Regions from separate parts of the Homo sapiens genome. Here region 2 is linked to region 1. Evidence: chromatin loops called from intact Hi-C (ENCODE). Cell type or tissue: CD4-positive, alpha-beta T cell. All regions are shown on one strand.

Region 1 (8,000 bases):
AGCATTCAATAAGTAAAAGCTAATTGTTGTTGTAGATGCCTTTAGGAAACTCTCTTTAAGATACTATGTAGAGTGAAAAAAGAGAGAACAAAATAGAATGAATCTTAAGGCCTCAATCATGCCTAGACATTTTCTAACTACTACCAAAGGAACTGTTAACATCAGGGTAAAATGAAACTCTTTTCCTTCTACAACTTTCTGTGTTGTATAAAATTTTACCATGCGCCTGTGTTACTTTATACTTAAAAGGACAATGATTTGGCTTATTAAAAGGTTGATTTAATGTCTCAAAAAGAAAAGGTTTGAAGACAATGTCTGTGAAACTGGTTTTCCTGAGATATATTGCCAAATGTTCTCTGCATCCTGGCCAGCCTGGGAAGCTGGCCCTGCAAGGCAGCATGCCCATGGCCACTAATTTCTCTTATTACTGCCATAGTTAGGTTCCATATCCTATTTTTTCATGGCACTGGAAAGAAACATGGATCCACTAGTAATGTTCTCTTCATTATGTTCTCTCTCTCTTTCATTCATATATTCATTCATTCAACAGATGTTTACCAAGCACCTACCTCGTTCTGAGCACTACAGCAGGCACCAGGGATGCAGCAGGCAAAAAAATAAAACAAAAACGATAAAAAATCTTTATCCTCGTGGAGCTTGCATTATAGTATAGGAATATTTCAAGAATCTATTGCTGCTTAACGAACTATTCCAAAACATAGTGTCCTCAAACAACAACCTTTATTTCATCACAATTCTATGAGTCAGGAATTCAGGGCTCAGCTTGGCAGTTCTTCTGTTCCATCTAGTATTGACTGGATCTCTTCCTTGACTCCCTTCAGCTGATGGGTGATGTTGGCACAGACGGTTCCAGAAGGCTTTAGTCACATGTCCAGAGCTTTGGTACATGGCCTCTTCTTCACCTGGCTAGTTTGGGCCCCCTTACAGCATGGTGGTCTCAGGGCATTTGTTCTTCTAATATGGCTGTGAACTTCCAAGAGGAGGCACCCCAAGGATGGAAGGCAGAAGCCCAGATTCAAGTGAGGGCAAAATAGGCTCCATTTCTTGATGGAGAATGACAATGTCACATTAGAAAACAACATGTGGGATGAAAGTTAATGTTGTAGTCATCTTTAGAAACATAATCTACCTTAGAGAGACAGACAACTAAAAAGACAAATGAGTAAAAATGAATTTTAAGGAGAAAACAAAAGCAGGAAAGGGAATACAGAGTGAGTTTGGGGATGGAGTTGCAATTTTAAGAGGGGCTAGAGAAGGACTGATTGAGAAAGTTACATTTAAATTAAGACTTGAGGCCGGGCGTGGTGGCTCACGCCTGTAATCCCAGCACTTTGGGAGGCTGAGGAGGGCGGATCACGAGGTCAGGAGATCGAGACCATCCTGGCTAACACGGTGAAACCCCGTCTCTACTAAAAATACAAAAAATCAGCCGGGCACGGTGGTGGGCGCCTGTAATCCCAGCTACTTGGGAGGCTGAGGCAAAAGAATGGCGAGAACCTGGGAGGCGGAGCTTGCAGTGAGTGGGGATACCGCCACAGCAGTCTGGCCTGGGCGAAAGAGTGAGACTTCGTCTCAAAAAAAAAAAAAAAAAAAAAAAAAAAGACTTGAATGAAGTGATGATAGTTGGTGTAAGAGCATTCCAGGAAGAGGAAACAGCAAGTGCAAGGCCCTGAGGCAAGAGCATGCCAGGCATGTTCAGGACAGCGCAAAAGCCAGTATATGTGGAACAAAGAGAGTGAAGTTTCTCTAGAGTAGCAGGAGATTAAGTCATATAGGTAATGGGGTCAGCAGACTGTGGACAGTCTTTTACTTCAGCTTTTACTCTGAATTAACTGGGGAGCATTTGAATGTTTTTTGCGCATGGAAGGTATACGACCTGACTTGTGTTTTCACAGGATCCTTCTGTCTGCTATCCTGAGTATAGACAGTAGAAAGCTATGTAGTAGTAGGGAGACCAGTTAGAAGGCTATTGTAATAATTCAGGCAACAGATGCTAGTGGCTTGAGTTAGGGTGGAAGCAATGGAGATGGTGATAAGTGGTTGGATTCTGGAGATATTTTTAACATATACTCAATAAGATTTGCTGGTGAATTAGATAGATGGTGTTTTGGATAGAGAGGAACCAAAGATGACTTAAAGGTTTTGACCTGAGCAACTGGAAGGATCGAGTTGGTGTTTACTAGATGAATAAAACTGTGAGAAGGTCAGAATTGGAACAGAATAGCAGAAGATCTTTTTAAAGTTTGAAATGACTACTATGCTTCCAAGTGCAGCAATTTAATAGGAGCTGCAACACACAAGTTAAGTCCTCACTTAACGTCATCAGTAGGTACTTGGAAACTTCAGCTTTAAGGAAACACACAATGGAACCAAATTACTGCAGGCTAATTGATATAAACAAGAGCTAAGTTCCTATGGCATATTTCTGGTCACAAAAACATCACCAAACTTCTAAAGAGTAAAACACTTCTAATATTAAACACTGAAATAAATGCGAACTATATATACTTTTAAGAAAGATTAATAAAAACAAGATAATTATTACCCAATTATTCCAGATGAGGGTTGAGGGTGGCCAGAGTCCACCCCAGCAGCTCAGGGTGCAAAGCGGAAGCCACCCTGGCCAGGACGCCATACCCTAGCAGGGGGCACCTCACACACACACCCACACAGGCTGGGACAATGTAGACACACCAATTCACCTGACATGCACATCTTTGGGATGTGGGAGGAAACCAGAATACCCAGAGAAAACCCACACAGACATGGGGAGAACATGGGAACTCCACACAGACAGGGGCCCCGGGCAGAAATCAATTTTTTTCCAATCAACAGTATAATGAAATGACACTGAATGGAATGATGTTATTTGAGGACCAACTGTCATTGCGTGTATGTATACATGTACACATTTTTATTTTACTTTTTATTAAGTCTTTATTATGTTATTATTTATTTATTTCAATAGGTTTTTGGGGGACCACATGGTGTTTGGTTACATGAGTAAGTTCTTTAGTGGTGATTTCTGAGATTTTGGTGCACCCATCACCCACATGCACACATTTCTAAATGCATAAAAAATTTTTGGAAATATACATTAAAAATTATTAACAGTGGTTACCTCTGGGTAATAGGAATCTTTGGAAACTGGCACTGGAATGTTAGAGGAGGAAGTAATATATGTTTTTGTTTTTTGATACCTTTCTGTATCATGTATGTACGTATATATGTATTACTATGTTCTATGTTACTTTTATGATTAAAAATTACTTAAAATTCTTGTGGTTGGTGAAATGAACCAAGTCACTGCAAACAGAAGTCTTACTAGGAAAGTCCACATTGGATCAGGGGTTTATAAGGTCCTTTCAAGCTCTGACATTGATTTCTGCAACTGGGTGTTAACTGGTAAGTCTCCCCGTCATTTCCTCCATAGGCTTCTGTGAAATTTGGTGTGTGAACAGCCTCTCTAATTCATCTGCTTCATCTTGAAAACAGTACCAAGAGCTCTCGGTGCTTAAATACCTCACAGGAAATTTGAGGTTGGATGAGATAAGGTGTTCAAATACTTTGAGTTACCACAAACACAGGTGCTCATGTAGGCACAATATTATGAGTCCTGGAATATTAACAGACCTAGTAAAAAGAAGCTGTTTCTGCCTTTTGATCACATAGGCATTTTGATACTCATGAACTCCATTTAGTCTGCGGTGGAATGAGTGTTTCTCCACAAACAGTATTAATTTTAGCATTTTTGTTCATGCCTTCTGTCAAACAAGATTTCTTCAGCCTTTGATTTTTATCAAGATTCACTTTATTCTTCAAAGCATTTAATTCAAGGTTCACTCCATCAGTGGGTGGATTAGTTGAGTAACTGAAATACCAGTGTTGAATGCCATAGTAGTTATAATATTTCTCTTCACAGGAGATATATTTACCAAAGTCATGTACTAATGAACAATGAAGTGACTGTCCAAATAGCAGACACCTGGTAAACACTGAATGGAAAATAAACATGGACAGCTCTACAAAATGTTTACTCAATGACTCTTAAATATTCTTCTAAGGTCACTATTATGTGTCAGGTGCCGTACTGGGTGCTAGGAATACAGGAAGGAGACGCGTTGTCTTTTCCCTCATGAAGCTTACATTCTACTAGAGAAATGTCACATTGTATTTTAAATTTTTCACACTGGTTCTAATGAAGTATTTGAGAAGCTATGTGAAGAGGAATTTGGAAGTTGCTGGCAGTTTCTGGAGATTATGTAGTTGATTACTATTATTCTGAAAAACAAAAAAAATCACCTTTAGTCACCCACAGAGGTAAAGAGAAAACCAGAAAGTCACCACCAATCAGAATCACAAAAGGCAGTCAGTGGAAAAGATTGCAAGTTTCAGGAAAAATGAGTTGTCTTAATATGTAAAAAAGCCTTTCTTAGAACTGGAACTTACAAGAAATGGGCTGAAAATTCTAAAAGCAAACAACCTTAAAGAATAATGTCAAACAGAGGCTGGATATTCATGAATATGATTGGTTGGGAGCATGGCTTCCGCCTACAGAAAGAGGTTGAAGTAGATTACCTCTGAGGAGCCTTCCTAGTCTAATTGAATAAGTACTGCAGTTATGAAATTATATTTTCTCTAGAGAACCCTTTCTCAACAACCAAATAACCCAAGTCGCTAATATTCTATTTATATTTTATAATTTCTTAACCAAGATCTCAAATAAGAACTAAGTAAAGAAAAAAACAGGCCTTGTTAGTTACTGAAGAGTAAATAGAAGTATAGTTTTCACTAGACAGTCTTGCCTGAAGCTCAATTAGAAATCTTACCATTCACTGGTAAAACATCTGCCAAAGTTAACAGGTAAACCACTAATTGGTAAGCGGTCACTCCAGGGCCCCTGCCATCATCACCATCCCCAACTCCCAGGAAATCTTGCAAAAAATTTTCCCATTGTTCTGCCTCCCTTTTCTAACTAATTTGCCAGCCAAATTTCTGTTTTCAGTACTAACTTTAGATGACTCTCCTCTCATGACAGCTTGACTTGTCACTCCTTATTTCTATAATCTATCAAAAATAGGACCTCCACAGTTAAAAAAAAAAAAACCCTCATAATTTGTATGGCAGATCCTCCAAGTTGACTGGTACTCAGGCACCAAGTCAGTCCCAAACTAAGGAATATTGATTGCATCAGTTCTTCCAGCTTTGATTCAAAGATTGCTTTTGGCAGGCTGGGCACGGTGGCTCAGGCCTGTAATCCCAGTGCTTTGGGTGGCCGAAGTGGGCAGATCATGAGGTCAGGAGTTCGAGACCAGCCTGGCCAAGTTGGTGAAACCCCGTCTCTACTAAAAATACAAAAATTAGCTGGGTGTGGTGGCGGGCACCTGTAATCCCAGCTACTCAGGAGGCTGAGGCAGGAGAACCGCTTGAACCCGGGAGGTGGAGGTTGCAGTAGTGAATGGAGATCGTGCCACTGCACTCCAGCCTGGCAACAGAGCAAGACTCCGTCTCAAAAAAAAAAGATTGCTTTTAGCAAAGACATTGACTCAGTTTCAAATCATGGTGAGACATCAAAGGAAAAAATTCTTGGTTTGGTTCCTTTAGGAAGAGACCCGGTTAACCTGACATCTGAATTCATGGCACAGTTACATGTGACTGCTGACTCCTCACCTTGCAGCCACCCCAATTTGGGGAGTCTCCAAAACAGTATATCAGGTGCTTCTTGTGCCCAGAACAACCTCTGGGGTTGGGATAATAGTAATAGCCACAGTAGCTAACATGTATTGATTATTTGCTGTTTTCTTGGAATTTTACGGTTTTATATATAACCTCTTATTGAATTCTTGCAGTGGTCCTATGATTACCATTTTACAGGGCCTGGGCCTTAGAAGAGTTAAGTTGAACTGCCAAAGGCCAGTCGGTGAAAGTAGCAAGGCTAGGATTTGAACCCAGGACAGTGTGCTTTCAGCACTGCAATGGCTGGAGACTGTATGGTGTGGGCCGTGGGAGGGAGCTGGGCTATCGTGCCTTTGCCTTTGTTTGCTCCATGCCTTGGCTCCCCTGCCCTGGAGCTCTCAGTCTTGCATATTCTTAACGTATATGCTTTCATTTCATCTTGTTTTGTTTTACATTAGGGGCATTTTTTACAATTCAGCTAATGTTTCTACTTAATGCATTCAGAGAGTGAGAAGTTCCAAAAAAGTTTCCTTTCTGTATATGTAGTTAGGTTTTGCTAAAGAAAGGTGAGTTAAACTGGTGATTTACTAAAAATAAGATTGATGAGGGAACCTTATCTCGTTTTGAAGATGACAAATATGGAGACTTTTCAACCACGGAGGAAGACAGAACGCAGTAGCGGAATGAAAAGGAGATTAAAGCAATAAGGAAAGTAGCTTTCTGCCCCTTGACAGAAGACGTGTGTCCTATAGAGAAGCTTCTCAGAGTGCTGGGGTGGGGGTGGGGTAGAGGCATGGTGGGAGGCCAAGTGCTCCTCAACCCCTTCCCGCTCTCAAGTAGTTCCACTTGGCTCTGTCTTATGTATTAAAAGTCTACATAAACTATTGTTTGGAAATACAATTCTGCTGCTAAAAGTATGACATTGTACAATGGTTATTTTACTGCTGGTTACTGGTCAGAAAAACATTTTTTTTTTCTGACACTGGAACTAAACCCTATGAATAAATCCAACTAATTTCATCCTCCATCCTCAGATGCCCAGGCAACTAGCAGAGTCCTGTATATGATGAGGACTAGCAATAAGTTGGTTGAGTACATTTTTCCCAAAATATTTTATTAATAGTACAAGTTATTGATTGCGTCCCAGGAAGTTTATGGCAAAAAAATTAAACATACTATTTTCACTGGTGTTGATAAGACTTGTGGTTCATTTAGTCCAAAGCTTTCTGGGTTCTCCACCCTAAGCATTTTATTTTAGTAATTGATCTGGGTTGAAATCGGTCTAAAGTGGAATTATTATCTCCAAATTATTCCAAAGTTTTACTAAACTTAATTTCTTGGGCTGCTTTGCTGCCTAATACAACAAAGATGTTGAAGTATACCAGGCACACTATTCTGATTTCCCAGATAACCTTTGAGTGACTGATTCAGAGATGACGGCAGCTTTGTTCTTGTAAGTGACTATTTAAGGAACACTTTTGGCATCACAAATCACAAAAAAAAAAAAAAGAAAAAACATAGGGAAAAAGTTCAGTTGAATAGTCCTCAGAGGGAAGCAGAAATCAGGGACTCCATTCAAAGTCCTTGGACACATGTAAATGAGGTTTGCCTGAAGCCCCTAAAGTTTCCTCCCTTCAATCTGTTCACCCCTCTGTGTCACCCTTCAGAGCCCTCAGGCCTCTCCTTTCCTTTTGTGTACTGAAGAGAATTACACACATTCAGTCACCTTAAGATGTCACAGGTGGATGCAATTTAATGTGTCACCCTCCCCTTGCAAAAGAGCTGCTAGGCAAGAAAAATCAAGTCAATAGTGTCACATTAGTGACCTGGATATATGTGAACCACTTTTTTTTCCTTTTTAGAAATTTTTAAATCAAGTCAGGTGAGGTGTGATTCTCTCAGCATACTTATATTGACAAAGCATGCCTAAAAAACTGGCCTGTGCCCTCGGTGAACTTAACGTGTAGTGGTGGCATTTACAGGCTGCTTTTCTTCTTCTAGATACAATTTATGAGGATGCTCCCCAATACTATCTGTAGCTATCCCTGCCCCAACTACTCAGAGAGAATCTGTCAGAGATGTGATCTGAATCCACTAAAGCCCATATGGCAAATTTCTTCAGCATACCAGAAAAAAAGCAAACTTTAGACTGACATTCAAGGCCATCCATGATCTGACCACATCTGCCTTATTAACCTTATTTCTCAGTAATCCCTAACCATATACAAATGAAACAGTTTCAAGTTTTTAGGTAGACCCTATATTTTCATGCTTTTTAAGGTATCAATTACAATGGAAACAAC
Region 2 (8,000 bases), 190 kb before region 1:
AAAGGGAAAGATCAAAAGGCTATGGCTTGAGGTTCCTTGATAGATCAATAAGGAAGCATCTCCAAAACCAATACTTTGATTTGACTCTTTAGTGCTCATAATAGGACTAGGGATGGAGGATGGGTGAAGAAGGAGATGGGCTGTTCTGATTGCTGGCTCATTCTTGGGCAGATGCATTAGGGAGTGGAGTAGTATCTAAGTTGAAGATCTGCCCCATCCCTATGTAGGTTCCCTTTAAAAAGTCTTCTCGTACCCTCAAAGGAGAGATTCACCATTTTGAAGACCACTGATTTAAGATGAGTCACTGACAGAGGCAAGAGGCCTTTTCCCTTCTTTCCTTGTTGAGCTGCCCCAGAAGCCCTGCGGTAAGGTGAAGGAAAACAATGCAACCTATAAAAGTGCTCTTGACACAGATGTTAGCTCCCAGAAGTCAGTGCAGTTGCAGAGGTGGCTCAGCACTTAGAGCATGGTGGACAAACTCCTCAAGTGGCGAGATTATTTTATTTTTTAAAGTCACTAAAATGAGATGACTGCCTAACCACATGACCCTTTGTCTAAAAAAGGCCTGCCAGGCAGTGGCTACAGTCATGTTGGGCAGATAACCTTCTCCAGATTCCTTCAGCCTTTTAGGAAGTGTCATTGGTTCAGAGCCTGTGGTGAACTAATGAAATGACTGCTCTTATCCTTTGGAAGAAGGCTCAGATGTTTACTGCAACACTGTCTGTAGGCAATTACATTTGTCAGCACTCTCAAAGGTCTAGGAGGGATACCAAAGAATTAGGACACCGATTCTGTGCCCTCCAGGATATATTCTAGTTGTGGATTGGAGAGACACCACTTTTCCTCCCCAGAGCAACCAAGCATGCATCTACACAGAAAATATAACCCTTCCCAGATGTTCCCCTCTTTGTCATTGTTGTGTAAAATAGACATAACATAAAATTTATTATTTTAACCATTTTTAAGTGCACAATTCAGTGGCATTAAGTACATTCACAATATTGTGTAACTGTCACCACTATCTATTTCTAGAACTTTTTCACCATTCCTAACAAAAACTTTGTATGCATTAAGCAATAGCTCTCCATTCCTTCCAACCCTCCTAGACCCCCTGCACCTAGCAACTTCTATTCTATTTTCTGTCTCTATGAGTCACCCTGTTTTGTGATTCCACTTTTAAATACCTCGTATAAGTGGAATCACAATATTTATCCTGTACACACACACACACACACACACACACACACACCAAATTTTGTTATCTGTTCATCTATTGAGGAACTATTGGGTTGTTTCTACCTTTTGGCTATTTTGTGATAATGCTACAATCAACATTGGTATGTAAATAACTGTTTTTGAGTCCTTGTTTTTAATTCTTTGGAGTATATACCTAGGAGTGGAATTATCACATGGCAATTCTGTATATAAATTTTTAAGGAAGTCCCATACTTTTTCATCATGGCTGCACCATTTTACATTCCCACCAACAATGCACAGGGGTTCCTATTTCTCCACATCCTTGCCAACACTTGGGATTTTTTTCTTTTCATTTTTATAATAGTCATCCTACTGGGTGTGAAGTAATATCTCACTGTGGTTTTGCTTTACATTTCCCTAATGAAGAGCATTTTTTAAGATGCCATTTATATATATTCTTTGGAGAATCATCAAAGTCCTTTGCCATTTTTAAATTGGTTTGTCTTTTTGTTACTGAGTTGCAGGAGTTCTTTATGTATTCTAGTTATTAATCCCTTATCAGGTATATGCTTTGCAAATATTTTCCCCCTCTCCAAGACTGTCTTTTCACTTTATTGATAGTGTCCATTGATGCACAAAAGCTTTTAATTTTGATGAAGTCCAGTTGTCTATTGTTTGTTGTTTTCTTATGTGCTTTTGGTATTATGGTTAAAAAATCATTGTGGAGGCCAGGCACGGTGGCTCACGCCTGTAATCCCAGCACTTTGGGAGGCTGAGGTGGGCGGATCACCTGAAGTCGGGAGTTCGAGACCAGCTTAAATACCATGGAGAAACCCTGTCTCTACTAAAAATACAAAAAAATTAGCTGGGTGTGGTGGCGCATACCTGTAATCCCAGCTACTGGGGAGGCTGAGGTAGGAGAATCGCTTGAACCCAGGAGGTGGAGGTTGCGGTGAGCTGAGATCACGCTATGGCACTCCAGCCTGGGCAACAATAGCGAAACTCTGTCTCAAAAAAAAAAAAAGTGAATGGCTGACTCTAGCCAAAGTTTAACCCATGTGACGGGGAAGCAAGTTAAGGTAAGTCAGGCCCCATAGAATAACACCTCATATGTGGTAACAACTTTACCTACATGTCAATCTGGCCATGAAGTCTCACCTGTTGCATAATCCCTGTCTAGTGTGACATTTAAATTTAAATGTGGCTAAGATGAACCCTATGGCAATAAGCTGCAAAATTCTCAAGATAAAAAGTGGCTCCCGGTCGTGGCTTAGAATTCAGTGACCCTTTGGGACAACCTTGGAGGTGGAGTTGGCTTTCTTCCCACTGCGTTCATTTGTTACTCAGAGTGGTAGCAGTGTTTGGTTATAGTTTAGTTTTGTGATGTTTTTTTTCTTGAGTGATGAAGCAATAGTGAGGGCAAAAGCTGATAGTAACATTTTGATACATATTTTTGTATTTGTCTATGCCTCTATTTTAAGTGGTTTGCTTTTGAAAACAGCTGGTTCAAACCCTTGGTTTTGGGTTTGAAATATTCTTTGTTTTGTTTGCATCCATGTACTGATATATTTTTCCCACATTTACTTTTTTTTAAGTTCTCCAGTGATGTTTTCGTTGCCTATCCTGGGAAGATCTGTGTTTCCATTTAGCAAAACAAATGGCAAGCTGGGGACCATTTAAAGTAGTTTTTTTTTAGTTAATAAAGCCAAGCCAATCTCCTTGTTCTGTTATGTTAAAAGTACATTATCTTTTTATTGCCAGTTCTGTATGGCTAGTTCTGTTTTCTGTCTCAGCAATCTCAGGGCTGCCCCACTTGCTTACTGTGTCGAGAATTACAAAATCATTAAGGGTGGGGCAGCACCAGCTGACTTACAGTACAAACCATTTCTCAAAATAACCACAACAGTGCAATACTGATGTGTAATTTACGTCACAGTTTGTTTTTATGAAATAGTTTGTGGCATTTTCATTTCTATTCCGGATGGAATCTTGTTCTCTTTCCCTTTTAATCAGGCATTTAATTTATTTTTATTATTAATATTTTCCACTCCTTGTTTTGGCATGCCTCCAATTTAACAGCTTTGATGAGGAAGGGAGATACACACACACACACACACACACACACACACGCACACACAACTGATCTTCCCTGACTCCAACTCTTCAACATCAGTTTAACTGCAAATGTGTTTTCCCCTTTGATGTGTACTAACTTTGGGTACTAAGTTTACTACCTTAAGAGAGATTGAAAAATACGGCAGGACACAGTACACATTTACATAGAGCTATAACCACGAATTGATAAAGTTGATGTACAACTTTGGAATTTTAAACACTTTCAACCAATTCAAGCTATTTAGTCATATGCTCTGCTGCATTTTCCTTTTACAAATGTCTTTCTGTATAATGTCCTGTAATTAGAACAGGAAATCATTGAGTAACTGCAAGATGAATAAGAGCACTTAGACTGAAAGGAAAATTACCTTCCGAGAAATTATATTCTCTTTTTTTTTCTTCATGTTACAATGTTGGTAATGATAGTAACAGCTGTAGCTACTCTTATCTGTAGAATTTTCATGCTTAGGTTTTCTGGAATAAAAATTTCATTTTCAGTAATAATAAAAAATGCATGGACAGAAAATAGGAAATGCCTAATTGTGACAAATATTCGGTGTCACAACAGAGCAGCAATTAAATGGAAACTTCAATATAATTGTCAATAGCAGTAAGAATTGGAATAGCGCCAGGTATATAAAGTTGATGCTTTGCCGTTGGTTGGTTGCTAGGAGCACAGTGAAAAGTATAAAGCTTTGAGAAAAGAATGTCTAATGTAATAAAGTAACAGGAGGAAGCATAAATCATTGTGAGAACCTCACATATTGACATTATTTTGCTTAAATTGTTTCAAAACTAGACATCAAGCTTTATAACGTGAGCACATTCATATTTCCTTTAAAAAAAAAAGGAGAAAGAAAACTGTATGTTGTCTTTGAAGCACAAGGGACATTGTGTCTCAAACTTAGCCTTCATACATATTTGGAATCTTTTAAGTGAAAATCTTTAAATGTTTGTTTCTATTGGCATCCAAATGCATTTGCCCTAATACGATTAAGAGAACTAAAGGGCAAAATACTTGGCAGATTTTTCAGTTGAGGTAATTAGGTGCAGGAAGGAACATGCATATTTTTTCCACTAGGCTCTATAAAATCCTGGGGCGAAGGTTTTTTTTTAAAAGATTTTTTTTAAAAAACTTACTGATGTTAGAAGTAGATTATAGTGGTTTTCAGTAAGCATAATAGTGTGATGTTTCCGAAACAAGCCTCCCCTCACCCCAAGAATGAAAAAGAAAGTTACATTTCTAAATTGTTGTGTAAGAGATAAAAGCAAATTTCTCCTCTGGAATTTATGTTTTCAGCCTCCGTGCATTTGGCCGCCATTATCTATTTTCAAAAAATAGCATTATGGATATTTGAAAGTCAATGCTCCATTAATTCATTGTGTTTGCTATTTCATGCATCTCTCTTTGTACAAAGACAACTTGAGCAACCTGCTATTCAGAATGAAGGCCTGCTCTTACCCTTTCTCCCCGACTCCTTCCCCACCCCCAGCCCAACTCTGAGGATTAAAGCAATGGTATACAGTTACTGTTTGAAAAGCTTGGGTGGAGTCTCATGTTATAATTACAGTTTCGCTATGGAATTCTGTTTCGGACTTTGAAATATATAAATAAGTAAAAAATTGACATTGAGAGAGGTTAACAAAACGTGTAATTAAGAGTCATTTTGGTTGAGCATTACAAGCAGTGTACTTTAGGTATTAACTTTTAATAGGCAAAGTTCTTTTTATTGAAGTTGAAATGAGGTTTAGTAATGTTGGGTCTCTTATTCCCTTTGAATGTTTCATTTTAAAATAGGCATTCACTTTTTTTTGGTATAGGAGAAATTCAGGAATGGGATGACATTTTAATAGAATATCATAATTATGGTTTAAAATTTCAGTCTTGGTTACTAGCAATTTATTACAGATCATTTTCTGTTGACTGAAGTCAAGTAACGTATATGTAACCCAACCAGCTACAACCAACTAGAGTGTGTTAGAAGAATACTCCTAGGGGTACTTTGATTTCTTTTTCTCTATGGGTGTGGTTGAAAGAAAATCTGTGTTCCAGGAACACTTTGTTTGTCTTTTACAAAACAAATGTGCAATTTATTCATTCTTAGATTTATCTGCTTTCCCTATTATGAATTGGAAGGGTGAAAATATCTTACACAGCATTTATTGGCAGCCCTTGTTTCATGGGTAACTTTGCACAGGAGTGTTTACTTATGTGTATATGAAATGCGTGGGCAAGAAAGAAGTAGCCGAGGAATTTAAATAATTCTTGAAAGGACTATTTGGCTTTATTTGTTTCCTGGTGTACTAGGGCAAAATAAAATATGCCGACCATTGAACACTTTAGTATTTTTATAGCTGTATCAGAAGGAAGTTAATTTAATGCAAAGGCTTAGGAGGCAGTTTTAGGATCACAGAATTTTAGATCTGGAAATCTCTCCCCAAACTCAAAATTTTATACTCTGTTATACACACCTTTCATATAAAGTTGACCATATTTTGTCTTGAGGAAAAAAAAAAATGTTTTCACCAATAAAATAAACTGCAAAGAAGAGACCTGGACCCAGACTGTTTTACTCAGTGAAACTTCAACCTAGCTTCAACCTTGGCTTTTCCAGGTCCCACTTTGACTCTGTATCTTTCCCTTTTACTTTTCACTTAGAATGCTTTGTAAACTTTCCTAGGAGTCCTCAAGGTCTCGTGGGCTTTCTCCAGTTTGGTAAATATTAAAGGCAACTCCTCTGGGGATGTCTAATTGCAAGGTTGGAAATCTGCCTCTGTCCAAACAATGCCAAAATTCTGGTCCAAACGGGAGGTTCTGTTCATAAGCAACAAAGTTATCATTTGTGTTTTGCCCCACCAAGCATTGCCACAATAGACCAAGCCCCAGCTGTGCCTGTAGCCTCTTAGTGTGTGGAAGGAGGTTGATGAAAGGTAGGGGTTCTAGGCTGGCAACACATAGAGTTGGGACTATTTCCTATCACATGCATAGAAAGTAGAAAGTTAATGTACATGAATGATGTATCAATAATGTTAAATCATTACAGTGGAAATTGCAGTGTTCCAAAATAATAAGTAACAAGCTAACCTAAGGAGAGTAGAATTCTGGCTTCCAACTGGCTGAATTCTACAGTCTTACATCAAACAGAAGTCTTATATTTGACTTGATCAAAGGCCACCATCCTCGTCCCTAATAGTGTAAACCAGTTAAATCTCTGTTATTATTATTACTATTATTATTTGAGACATTTTATCCTAATGAAAAGTCCACCAAACTGGGAGTTCAAAGATTGGGTTATAAGTCCCAGCTACTCAGGAGGCAGAGGTAGGAGGATTGCTTGGGCCCAGGAGTTTTGGGTCCAGCCTGAAGAACAGAGAGAGGCCCATCTCTTAAAGAAAAAAAAGGATTGGGTGGTTATAGTCTCAAATTGGGGAATATTAACAACTAGTAATGCCACTAATAAGGTTGTTGTGAGGAACAAAAGAGACGTGAAAACACTATATAAAAAACCTTTGTGAATTTTAGTGTTTTATTATCAGTACTGGAAATAGCATTAATACTTGCTTTCTAAATGGGGAAACAGTCTCTCTGTTTCTCGTATTTTTAGTTAAGAGGGCTTTTAAAATTTGCTGTCTTCTGTGATATCTGTAACAATCCTGCAAAAGTGGCAGAGAGAAGAGATTTTGCTTCTTTGTTCTATGTACTGGGGGGTTAGGAGAGAAATAAGAATTTTTTAAAAGTCTGACAACTGAAAAAAAAAAATATATATATATATATATTTCAAAATCCAAACTAACAACCTTACTTTAAGTCTTCGCAAAAAAGTAAACTCAGAGTTACTGGTTTCAAAGTTTAGTGTGCATGAGCTATTTGGGATGCTTGTTGAAAAGGTAAATTCCTAGACCCCAGCCTTAGAGATGCTGAGTCACTGGTTCTCGATGGCACAGTATCTGATTCTGATGCAGACAGTCCCAGGACCACTATTAGCAACACTGTCTCCAGGATGCACGGACAGTTGTAGGAGTTGAGAGTAGGGGGAACTTGCTGTTTTTCTTCCAACAGAAAGAGAAGGATTCATGACTTGGCTAGTGTTTTGGGTACTGCGTGATCTAAATGTTTTGAACTAGGATGAGGTGGAGAGAAAAAAAAAAGAGGTCATTTCTAGGCACAGAAGATTGCCAGGGAGCCGACTCCATCCAGAACAGAGAATTGGGAAGCAGTTAGAGATGGCATCATCATGAAAAATGGTTAGAGAAAAAAAAAAGGAGAATGAAGGGATATGAAGGAAGTGAAGTGGTCCCAAGAGTCCAGGTGACATCTTCCATGAAACTTACTCTGAAGCAACTGTTCATTTATACTCCTTCAACCTGAGAGCACACACATTTTTCTCCATTTTATTTCAAGAATACTTGGAGAAATTGATGCACCTTTACCCCTATCATAGAAAGCTAATTGCACAACCAAGATAGAATTTTAGAATCAACAGGTATTTACAGGCACAGTATTTACTATGTATGGGAGATGGTGTTAAGTGCTATGAGGGGTAGTCCTGGCACTTAATGGTTATATGCCTCTCTCTCATTAACAATGTCTTAGACAAATCGAGTATAATACAAATCGAGTGTAATAATACAATTGACACATTGGGGGCTGCTTCTTGAAATAGCACTTAAAAACTCTGGAGAAACGA

Evidence for each region. Hi-C counts contacts between places; a loop is a spot of excess contacts. Peaks named below come from ENCODE experiments on the same cell type or tissue, not always from the same donor. Only the 100,000 strongest peaks of a DNase experiment are listed, where the experiment ranks them.
Region 2: it touches region 1 in a loop (5-fold over the local background); 4 of 110 quality-filtered maps call a loop at or near these places.

What each region holds. Positions count from the first base shown.
Region 1 is chr10:62,180,086-62,188,085 of GRCh38, forward strand. It overlaps a transcript of RTKN2 not described here. Among named protein-coding and RNA genes, the nearest start is that of LINC02621, 75 kb to the right of the region's middle. RefSeq lists an enhancer at 400-569. In CD4-positive, alpha-beta T cell, no CTCF peak of the experiment used is centred here; a DNase peak (open chromatin) is centred at 3,516; H3K4me3 peaks cover 710 bases; H3K27ac peaks cover 2,478 bases.
Region 2 is chr10:61,989,825-61,997,824 of GRCh38, forward strand. The region is part of intron 3 of ARID5B (AT-rich interaction domain 5B); the gene reads left to right. Among named protein-coding and RNA genes, the nearest start is that of ARID5B, 92 kb to the left of the region's middle. In CD4-positive, alpha-beta T cell, no CTCF peak of the experiment used is centred here; DNase peaks (open chromatin) are centred at 2,417, 3,057, 3,957 and 4,507; H3K4me3 peaks cover 770 bases; H3K27ac peaks cover 2,128 bases.